Linked DNA regions of Homo sapiens: region 2 is linked to region 1. A link is a loop called in an ENCODE intact Hi-C map of the cell type or tissue named here. Cell type or tissue: HepG2. All regions are shown on one strand.

Evidence for each region. Peaks named below come from ENCODE experiments on the same cell type or tissue, not always from the same donor. Only the 100,000 strongest peaks of a DNase experiment are listed, where the experiment ranks them.
Region 2: it touches region 1 in a loop (2.9-fold over the local background); 3 of 110 quality-filtered maps call a loop at or near these places.

Annotation. Positions count from the first base shown.
Region 1 is chr1:101,134,640-101,139,639 of GRCh38, forward strand. No RefSeq gene overlaps it. Among named protein-coding and RNA genes, the nearest start is that of S1PR1-DT, 99 kb to the right of the region's middle. In HepG2, a CTCF peak has its summit at 2,373; DNase peaks (open chromatin) are centred at 2,242 and 3,052.
Region 2 is chr1:100,946,589-100,951,588 of GRCh38, forward strand. All of the region lies in intron 8 of SLC30A7 (solute carrier family 30 member 7), which reads left to right. Among named protein-coding and RNA genes, the nearest start is that of SLC30A7, 53 kb to the left of the region's middle. RefSeq lists an enhancer at 3,188-3,237. In HepG2, no CTCF peak of the experiment used is centred here; a DNase peak (open chromatin) is centred at 3,113.

The DNA of each region.
Region 1 (5,000 bases):
CAAGCTCCAGTCTTTTGCAGTTTGCAAAACAAACAGTGCTTTTCTCACCATCCTGAATTTCTCCTTCTATTCATTCTTAAACCTCTTGAAAGACTGAGGTCTGTTCACTTTCTCCACTTTCTTCCCACTCCTACAGGCTCCTGCCACCCCTCAACTGAAAGTGCTCTATGAATGTTACCCATGGCTGCTTAGGTGCCACATCCAGTAGGCAGTTTTCATTATTTATTTATCCAATCTGTCTGCAGTTTTGACAAGTTGGTTTTTAAAATCTTTCTTTCCCTGGATTCCAGGGAACCACTTCTCTTAATTCTATAATTGTTCCTTGTCCCTTTTCCTCTGTCTACCCTCAACTATTGTGCATCCTATTTTGCCCTTTGGAGTCCCTTCTCAGCCTGCACAGAGTTGACAATTCCAGGCCAATGGCATCACCATAGGCTAATGACTCCAAAATGTCTCCCTCAGCCTCAGCATTCTCCCGTTTTCTAAACTCAGTTGCAAACTGAACATGGCCACCTGGATGTGCAGTATAATTCCCTTTCCCCTGAGCTACCCCCCAACCCCTGTTTCCCATAGCTTGGTACCTGGCTATCAAGTGCCCATGTAGAAACATGGAAAAGATTCTATTGTCTTCGTTTTCTAAATACCTAATCCAATTAGGATTGTGTGTTGTGTGCATTTCAATAAAGTATGTCTTTAAGACTATTTCCCTTATTTGTGTATCCTGCATGGCTCTTTAGCTATTTAGCTAATAGTTGTTTAACTATTCACTTCCTCAAATAAGATGGCACCACATTAAGAATCTTATAAAATATTCTTTATTTACTATAAAACTGTCTGTAGTAACTTCCAAATCTTTTTTAAGAACATCTGGAAATTTAGGCCAGAAATTTGATTTATTAATAATTAAAATATAGCAATGAAATAGCATTTCACATCTATTAGGAAGGCTACTAAAAAACAAAGAAAATAACAAGTGTTGACAAGGATGTGGAGACATAGGAACTCTTGTGCACTGCCATTGGAAATGTAAAATGGTGCTGCCATTGTGGAATGCAAAATGGCGATTCATCAAAAAATTTAACATGGAATTCTCATACTATTCAGCGATTCCACTTGTATGTCTATACACAAAAAAATTAAAAGTAAAGACTGAACAGATATTTGTACACCAATGTTTATAAGAGTATCATTCACAATAGCCAAAAATGGAAATGACCCAAAGAACAATCAATGGATAAATGAATCAGCAAAATGTGGTATATACATACATACAATGCAATATTTTTGGCTTTCAAAAAATTAAAATTCTGATACCTACTACAACATGGATGAACCTTGAGGACATTATGCTAAGTGAAATAAGCCAGACACAAAGGACAAATGTGATTCCTCTTATCTGAGGTACCTGGAATAGTCAAATTCATAGAAACAGAAAGTAGAATAGTGGCTTCCAGGAGGTGTGGGGAAGGGATAACAAGGAGCTATTTTTTACTGAATACAAAGTTTCTATTTGGGATGATAACAAAGGTTTTGGAGATGAATACTGGTGATATTTGCACAACGACATGAATGTATGTAACGCTGTTGAATTGTACACATAAAAATGGTTAAAATGGTAAATTTTATGTACCTTTTCCTACAATTAAAAACATTAAAAAAAAATCGAATTTTTCAAAACTTTCATTTCTTTAGTGTTCTGGAAGAATTTACTCTGTCCTAAATGATACAAGGGAATGGGAACTAACTGAAGCACGTGATCTCTTGGCAAAATCAGAGATGTCAACGGGCAATTTGAAGCCTCTGGGTGAAAAGAAATAGAGAGCATCTGTAGATGTGAGGGTGATCTGCTGCAAAACCTGTCCCTCTAGTGATTGCAGAAATTCCTTCCTTCCTTGTCTGTTTGCATCTCCCCAGATGTATGGCAGTGGAGTGTGAGTTTCTCAGCTTGAACTGGACTCTTCATACTTCTGTTAATGGAAACATAAATACAGTGCACCCAATAACAAAATAGAACTATTCCTAGAAAAAAAAAATGTTTAAAATACATACATTCATAGAGTAATTATAAAGCAATCCAAACGCTGAATAACAGACAAAAGCAACTCAAGATCAGAACAAAGCTTTTGGGACCTCTAACAGGGAAATATGTGTATGATTGTTAAGCTCCAAAGTAAATAAAGCATGAAAACCCAAAACTGCTTATCTGTGTGGTTTTCATAGTGTCAATATATATGCAGAGTTGGTCTGACTGCACTGAAAGCCATTAAAGGTCATGGAAGTAAAAACAAAAGTCAGACTGTCTGTGTGAAACTTTGGCAAGCAAATGCCAACTTTCTTCAACATTTTCTCAGTTCTGAAGAAGTGAGCGAGAGGTGGCAGTAATGGTCTTTCTCTCTCTCTCTCTGTCTCCCCCTCCCTCCCTCTCTCTCTCAATTGTAAATTAAACCATTATTTTCTTTGTGCCCCCACAAATAGAATTCAATATTACAGTGAAATTTGCCAATGAAAGAGATGACCTGTTCCTTTTAATATCTGTTTATTTTCATGCATATTGCACCAAAGTTAAAATGAGAACTTTGTCCTTTTAAATTGACCTGCTTTGGGGAAAAAATAGGCACTCTCTTAGAAATGGCCTCCTCCTCGTCAAATTAAAATTGCTTCAGATCAGCGAAGACCACAAGAATACTCACTGTAGCCACATAGAATCAGGATGCCAGAAATAGCAAATCACACATTTTTCTTTAGTTGTGCAAGACAGCTTTTTAGTACAGATCAGGAAGCTGCTGAAATGTTAGGTTGATATGGGTGACAAATTATATTGGTTGAAAAAGTAGCTACACTCAGTGGGATGAATTTGCCTAGGTATTTACATTTACTCAGCAACTGGGTACTGAGGATAGCGTTTTGTTTTGTTTTGCAGAGGGGTGGAAAAGTATGGAAATGAAGCAGTATGTTAATTCTACAAGCATTTAAGGAATGATTACTGTATGTGGGACACTATGCTAGGTACAGTTGTGAGTTACTTAAAGCTCACAAGTGTTGAGTAATTTCCCCCAAGGTCTCATTGCTAATAAATAACAGAACATAGGCGTTTGTAATTCTAAAGTCCATGTTTTTAACCTCTATTCTATGTTAGTGCTCAATTACATTTGTTAAAAGGGCAAGGTTCTGCATTATATGTTCCTCTATCTGGACTCCCCCCATAACACCTGGATCAGTCTTCCCCAATACAGTTTCCCTTTCCTCAGTCCTCTTCTACGAACCAAGACATTCAACAGGTCTTACTCATTGACCCTAAGTTCCATATACCTGTGTTGCTGCTACTACAACTACTATTGCTACAGTTAATAGCACTAGTTCTATTACAATGTTACTGTTACTAACAATGAGAATTGATAAAATTCATTGAGTACTTACTGTATGGATGGAACTCTGAAAAGAATTTTGCACTTGATCTTAGCCAAAAGCCCAAGAAGTGATTGCTAAGGATTTTGTAAGCCTTATTTCATGTAACACTTTCAGTAGTAGTTGGAGATGCATGCGCTGGAAATAGACTTTTCTGGGGTTAGGTGCTAGCCTCTTTATTCATTAGCTGTGTGGCCATGGGCAAGTTGTTTAACTTTCTGGACTTTTGATTTCCTCACTTGTAAAAATGAAAATAATAAAAATATCTAAGAGAAGTTTGGAGAAAAATACATAATGTAATTTAAAGAAATGGCTAGCATACCTGATAAATATTAGCTATAAGTTGTCATCACTATTAATAAAAATACTATTAATAGTTTCATCCATTGGTAAAATCCCTGCCGTGTTCGTACTGTCCAGCTATGAAGAATTTTACCTTGGCTTATTTTTTATAACTATTTTTTTTTTAATTTCAGTTCCCTGTGTGAAACCCTATTTTGATCCCCAGTCCAATTTTCCGGATTGTTAGCCGTCTGTTTTATTCCAGGGGACTGGATCTTGTCCCTAACCGCTGCTCAGCCTCTGGCTGGGTTGCTGCACATCACCCACTTCTGCCTAACATCTCACCTAAGGTAGGGCATGCATCATTATAGCTACAGAGGAATCAAAGGTGAAAAGAAATAGTCCTGTCCTAAAACAACTTATAATCTTTAAAAAATAGAAAATATCATATCAGACATAACTTATACATCTCCTTGGATCCCAGTGGCCTTGCCCTGCCTGCCTCTCAGGCCATTAGCTTCTCCTTGGAGGCCTCTGCGGTACACTTTCTCTATTACTCATGTAGTTCTGCTGAATGGAGCCAACTAATTACTTCTCCAAGAATATCAGCCCTCCACGGTGGTTGCCACTGTGCAACCAGGTAGCCAGCCATATGCCCAGAGTCTCTGGCTGCTTCTGCCATTTATGGGTTCAGATGAAACATTTCACCACAGGGCATGGTTTTTGGCTTCCTGATCAGCCAGATATTACATCTGGAAGTACAGGAAAATTAACTCCCTGTGGGATCAATTTGAGCCAAAGAAGGGAAACAAATAATAGTTCTCTCTCCTCTCTTCCTTCCAACCACAGTTTTCCAGAGTGGCTGAGCAATATGCATAGCAAGCGATTCAGTCTCTCTGTGGCTTATTTTGAAGCAGTAGCTAGCATGATAACCTTCTATTCCTTCTCATCCTTCCCAAACTCACTTCCTTTTCCCTCACTCTCACTGCCCTGGGATTGCACCTTCCATACAAAGTTTAATCATTTAATCCATGCCTCAGGGTCTGTTTCCTAGGGAACTCAGGCTAAGAAAAACAAGAGTAGAACTATTAGGCACATTCTGATAACCTCCCTAATAGGGTTTCTAGAAGCACTTTGGGAACCTGGAGGAGGAAGAGAAGATTAATTTAGCTGGAGTTTAATACAAAGAATGGTTAATATTTACCACTTGCTAAATGCCAGTCGCTATCTAATGAGCTTCGCATGTATTATGATTTTCCTCATTTTACATATGAGTAAACCAAAGCATAGCAAAGTTAAATAACTTACTCCAG
Region 2 (5,000 bases), 190 kb before region 1:
ATTGATTTGCATATGTTGAACCAGCCTTGCATCCCAGAGATGAAGCCCACTTGATCATGGTGGATAAGCTTTTTGATGTGCTGCTGGATTTGGTTTGCCAGTATTTTATTGAGGATTTTTGCATCGATGTTCATTAAAGATATTGTTCCAAAATTTTCTTTTTTTTGTAGTGTCTCTGCCGGGCTTTGGTATCTGCATGATGCTGGCCTCATAAAATGAGTTAGGGAGGATGCCCTCTTTTTCTATTGATTGGAATAGTTTCAGAAGGAATGGTACCAGCTCTTCTTTGTACCTCTGGTAGAATTCAGCTGTGAATCTGTCTGGTCCTGGACTTTTTTTGGTTGGTAGGCTGTTAATTATTGCCTCAATTTCAGAGCTTGTTACTGGTCTATTCAGAGATTCAACTTCTTCCTCGTTTAGTCTTGGGAGGGTGTATGTGTCAAGGAATTTATCCATTTCTTCTAGATTTTCTAGTTTATTTGCATAGAGGAATTTCTTGCCTTCTGCTAGCTTTTGTATTTGTTTGCTCTTGGTTTTCTAGTTATTTTAATTGTGATATTAGGGTATTGATTTTAGATCTTTCCAGATTTCTCTTGTGAGCCTTTAGTGCTATAATTTTCCCACTGCACACTGCTTTAAATGTGTCCCAGAGATTCTGGTACATTGTGTCGTTGTTTTCATTGGTTTCTAAGAACATCTTTATTTCTGCCTTCATTTCATTATTTACCCAGTAGTCATTCAGGAACAGGTTGTTCAGTTTCCATGTACTTGTGTGGTTTTGAGTGAGTTTCTTAATCCTGAGTTCTAATTTGATTGCACTGTGATCTGAGAGTTTGTTGTGATTTCTGTTCTTTTACATTTGCTGAGGAGTGCTTTACTTCCAATTATGTGGTCAATTTTAGAATAAGTGTGATGTGGTGCTGAGAAGAATGTATATTCTGTTGATTTGGGGTGGAGAGTTCTGTAGATGTCTGTTAATTTCGCTTAGTGCAGAGTTGAGTTCAAGTCCTGGACATCCTTGTTAACCCTCTGTCTTGTTCTGATATTGAGAGTGGGGTGTTAAAGTCTCCCATTATTATTGTGTTGGAGTCTAAGTCTCTTTGTAGGTCTCTAAGGACTTGCTTTATGAATCTGGGTGCTCCTCTGTTGGGTCCATATATATTTAGGATAGTTAGCTCTTCTTGTTGAATTGATCCCTTTACCATTATGTAATGGCCTTCTTTTGTCTCTTTTGATCTTTGTTGTTTTAAAGTCTGTTTTATCAGAGACTAGGATTGCAATCCCTGCTCTTTTTTTGCTTGCCGTTTGCTTGGTAGATCTTCCTCCATCCCTTTACTTTGAGCCGATATGTGTCTCTGCATGTGAGATGGGTCTCCTGAATACAGCACACTGATGGGTCTTGACTCTTTATCCAGTTTGCCAGTCTGTGTCTTTTAATTGGGGCATTTAACCCATTTACATTTAAGGTTAATATTGTTATGTGTGAATTTGATCCTGTCATTATGATGTTAGCTGGTTATTTTGCCCATTAATTGATGCAGTTTCTTCATAGCATCGATGGTCTTTACAATTTGGCATGTTTTTGCAGTGGCTGGTGCTGGTTGTTCCTTTCCATGTTTAGTGTTTCCTTCAGGAACTCTTGTAAGGCAGGCCCACAGAATCTCTCCACATTTGCTTGTCTGTAAAAGATTTTATTTCTCCTTCGCTTATGAAGCTTAGTTTGGCTGGATATGAAATTCTGGGTTGAAAATTCTTTTCTTTAAGAAATTTAAATATTGGCCCCCACTCTCTTCTGGCTTTTAGGGTTTCTGCTGAGAGATCCACTGTTTGTCTGATGGGCTTCTCTTTGTGGGTAACCCGACCTTTCTCTCTGGCTGCCCTTAACATTTTTTTCCTGCATTTCAACCTTGGCGAATCTGACAATTGTGTGTCTTGGGGTTGGTCTTGTCGAGGACTATCTTTGTGGTGTTCTTTATATTTCCTGAATTTGTATGTTGGCCTGCCTTGCTAGGTTGGGGACGTTCTCCTGGATAATATCCTGAAGAGTGTTTTCCAACTTTGTTCCATTCTTCCTGTCACTTTCAGGTATACTAGTCAAACGTAGATTTAGTCTTTTCACGTAGTCCTGTATTTCTTGGAGGCTTTGTTACTTTTTACTTTTTTCTCTAAACTTGTCTTCTTGCTTTATTTCATTAATTTGATCTTTAATCACTGATACCCTTCTTCCACTTGATCAAATTGGCTATTGAAGCTTGTGCATGCGTCATGAAGTTCTCATGCCATGGTTTTAAGCTCCCTTAGGTCATTTAAGGTCTTCTCTACACTGTTTAGTTAGTCATTCATCTAACCTTTTTTCAAGGTTTTTAACTTCCTCGTGATGGGTTAGAACATGCTCCTTTAGCTTGGAGAAGTTTGTTATTACTGATCTTCTGAAGCCTACTTCTGTCAACTCGTCTAAGTCCAGCTTTGTTCTGTTGCTGGTGAGGAGCTGCGATCCTTTGGAGGAGAAGAGGCGCTCTGGTTTTTAGAATTTTCAGCTTTTCTGCTCTGGTTTCTCCCCATCTTGTGGTTTTATCTACCTTTGGTCTATGATGGGGTTTTGGTGTAGATGTCTTTTTTTGTTGAGGTTGATGCTATGCCTTTCTGTTTGTTAGCTTTCCTTGTAACAGTCAGGTCCCTCAGCTTCAGGTCTGTTGGAGTTTGCTGTAGGTCCACTCCAGACCCTGTTTTTCTGGGTATCACCAGCGGAGGCTGCAGAACAGCAAATATTGCTGCCTGATCCTTCCTCTGGAAGCTTCATCCCAGAGGGGCACCCGCCTGTGTGAGGTGTCTGTCAGCCCCTACTGGGAGGTGTCTCCCAGTTAGGCTTCATGGGGGTCAGGAACCCACTTGAGGAGGCAGTCTGTCCGTTCTCAGTGCTCAAAACACCATGCTAGGAGAACCACTGCTCTCTTCAGAGCTATCAGACAGGGACGTTTAAGTCTGCAGAAGTTTCTGCTGCCTTTTGTTCAGCTATGCCTTGCCCACAGAGGTGGAGTCTGTAGAGACAGTAGGCCTTACTGAGCTGCGGTGGGCCCCTCCCAGTTTGAGCTTCCTGGCTGTTTTGTTTACCTACTCAAGCCTCAGCAATACAGATGCCCCTCCCCCAGCCAGGCTGCAGCATTGCAGGTCGATCTCAGACTGCTGCACTAGCAGTGAGCAAGGCTCTGTGGGTATGGGACCCACTAAGCCAGGCATGAGAGAGAATCTCCTGGTCTGCCGGTTGCTCAGACCATGGGAAAAGTGCAGTATGTAGGTGGGAGTGTCCCCTTTTCCCAGGTACAGTCTGTCATGGCTTCCCTTGGCTAGGAAAGGGAAATCCCCCAACCCCTTGCACTTCCTGGGTGAGGTGATGCCCCACCCTGCTTCAGCTCGCTCTCTGCAGGGTGCACCCACTGTCCAACCAGGCCCTGTGAGATGAACCAGGTACTTCAGTTGGAAATGCAGGAATCACCCGTCTTCTGCGTCGATCACGCTGGGAGCTGCAGTGGTTCTTTAGTTTTAATGGTCACTCTTAATCTGTATGTTAATTTCAAACTCTCCACCACTGGGTATAGCCTGCCCTTAAATTAATCTGTTGTTTTGCTTAATTAATCCTTTGGAAACATGAATTCCAGTCATACCTCAGCAACTAAATATTTTAATATGGTTAGCATCCAGTGTAAGTAGCAATTAACTTACTTTGAGATATTCAATAAAAAATATATTCTCACAGTGTTATTTAAAATTTTGTATTTTAGGTAATCAGTTAAATAAGAGTTCTTTTTCTTTGTTTTTATTTCACAATTTAGGTTTACTTAAACATGTAACTTTGGAAGTCAGCATGGAGTTTGGGCCCAGAATGGAAATTGGGTGTCAGAGATTTGTTTTTGGTCATGTCATTTGACTGTACCAGTCAGCTCTATGATGGCAGAAAACTTTCACATTGTTTTCTATCACTGCCTCTTGCCAAGGTCCACTGGGGTTATTTTTACTGTTGATGTTTTCCTGAGCTTTTGCATTTTTTTCTGTGGGCTGGTCCTTTTATACACTTTAAAAATCAGCTTCTCCTAAAATCAGGACTTTACTGTAGGCAAAGTTCTCTGAAAGAGCCCACAAAGTCACTTTTATAACTTTAACCCCGACTAGTTAAAAGCACTCACTATGTTGATGAAATCCTATTTTAGTTTGGGTTGCCCTAGAGACATGATTCATGTCCCCCTGTGACATGGATTCAAGTGCAAGTAGTTTATCTGGGAGGTGATCCTAACAAACACCTGTAGAGGAGTGGAGAAGTGAGACAGGGAAGGGAAGGAGCCAGCATCGGGTTCAGTGTCAATTAAGTTACCACTATAGGCAACAGGAGCTTAAGTTGCTGAGTAACTCGGGGAGCCAGCGTAGGAGTCATGTTTCAGAGTTATCCCACTGGAGGGGAAGAAGGGAAATGGGATTTATAGACCAACTCCTCAGTCGTTGGAAGACAGCTGCTGAAAAGTGAGGGAGTGTGAATCAGATTTTTTCCACTTGGCAGATATGCAAAGCAAGCTTTGGGGTTAGAGAAAGATGTTAGGTGAAATGCTGGCAGTTAGAAGGAAAAGGGGTGCGAAGCAGGGGAGGGGTATGTCAGGGTACTGACACAAAGTACCCCTTTGTCTACTACAAAGCTAGAACTCATTTAGAAAAAGCAAAGCAATAACAACAAATAACAGCGAAAAAGGGAATCAGGTTAAAGGAATCAGAAAAGACAGAAAAATGCTAATCAGAAAAAAAAGCTTTGTTATAGAATCTTAGTTAATCCATTCCTAATTTTCAGCAAAGAAGATCCACAAATTATACTAACATGTTGCTTGTGAAAAAGGAGGCACTACCCTCCAAGTCTCGTAGTTGAAGAAGAATGGAACCCAACTTTTCCACAGCATTACTTCCCATAATGCTCCAAGGTGCACCTCTTTTCTTCAGTTAGCACTGTCTCCCTACTGCCC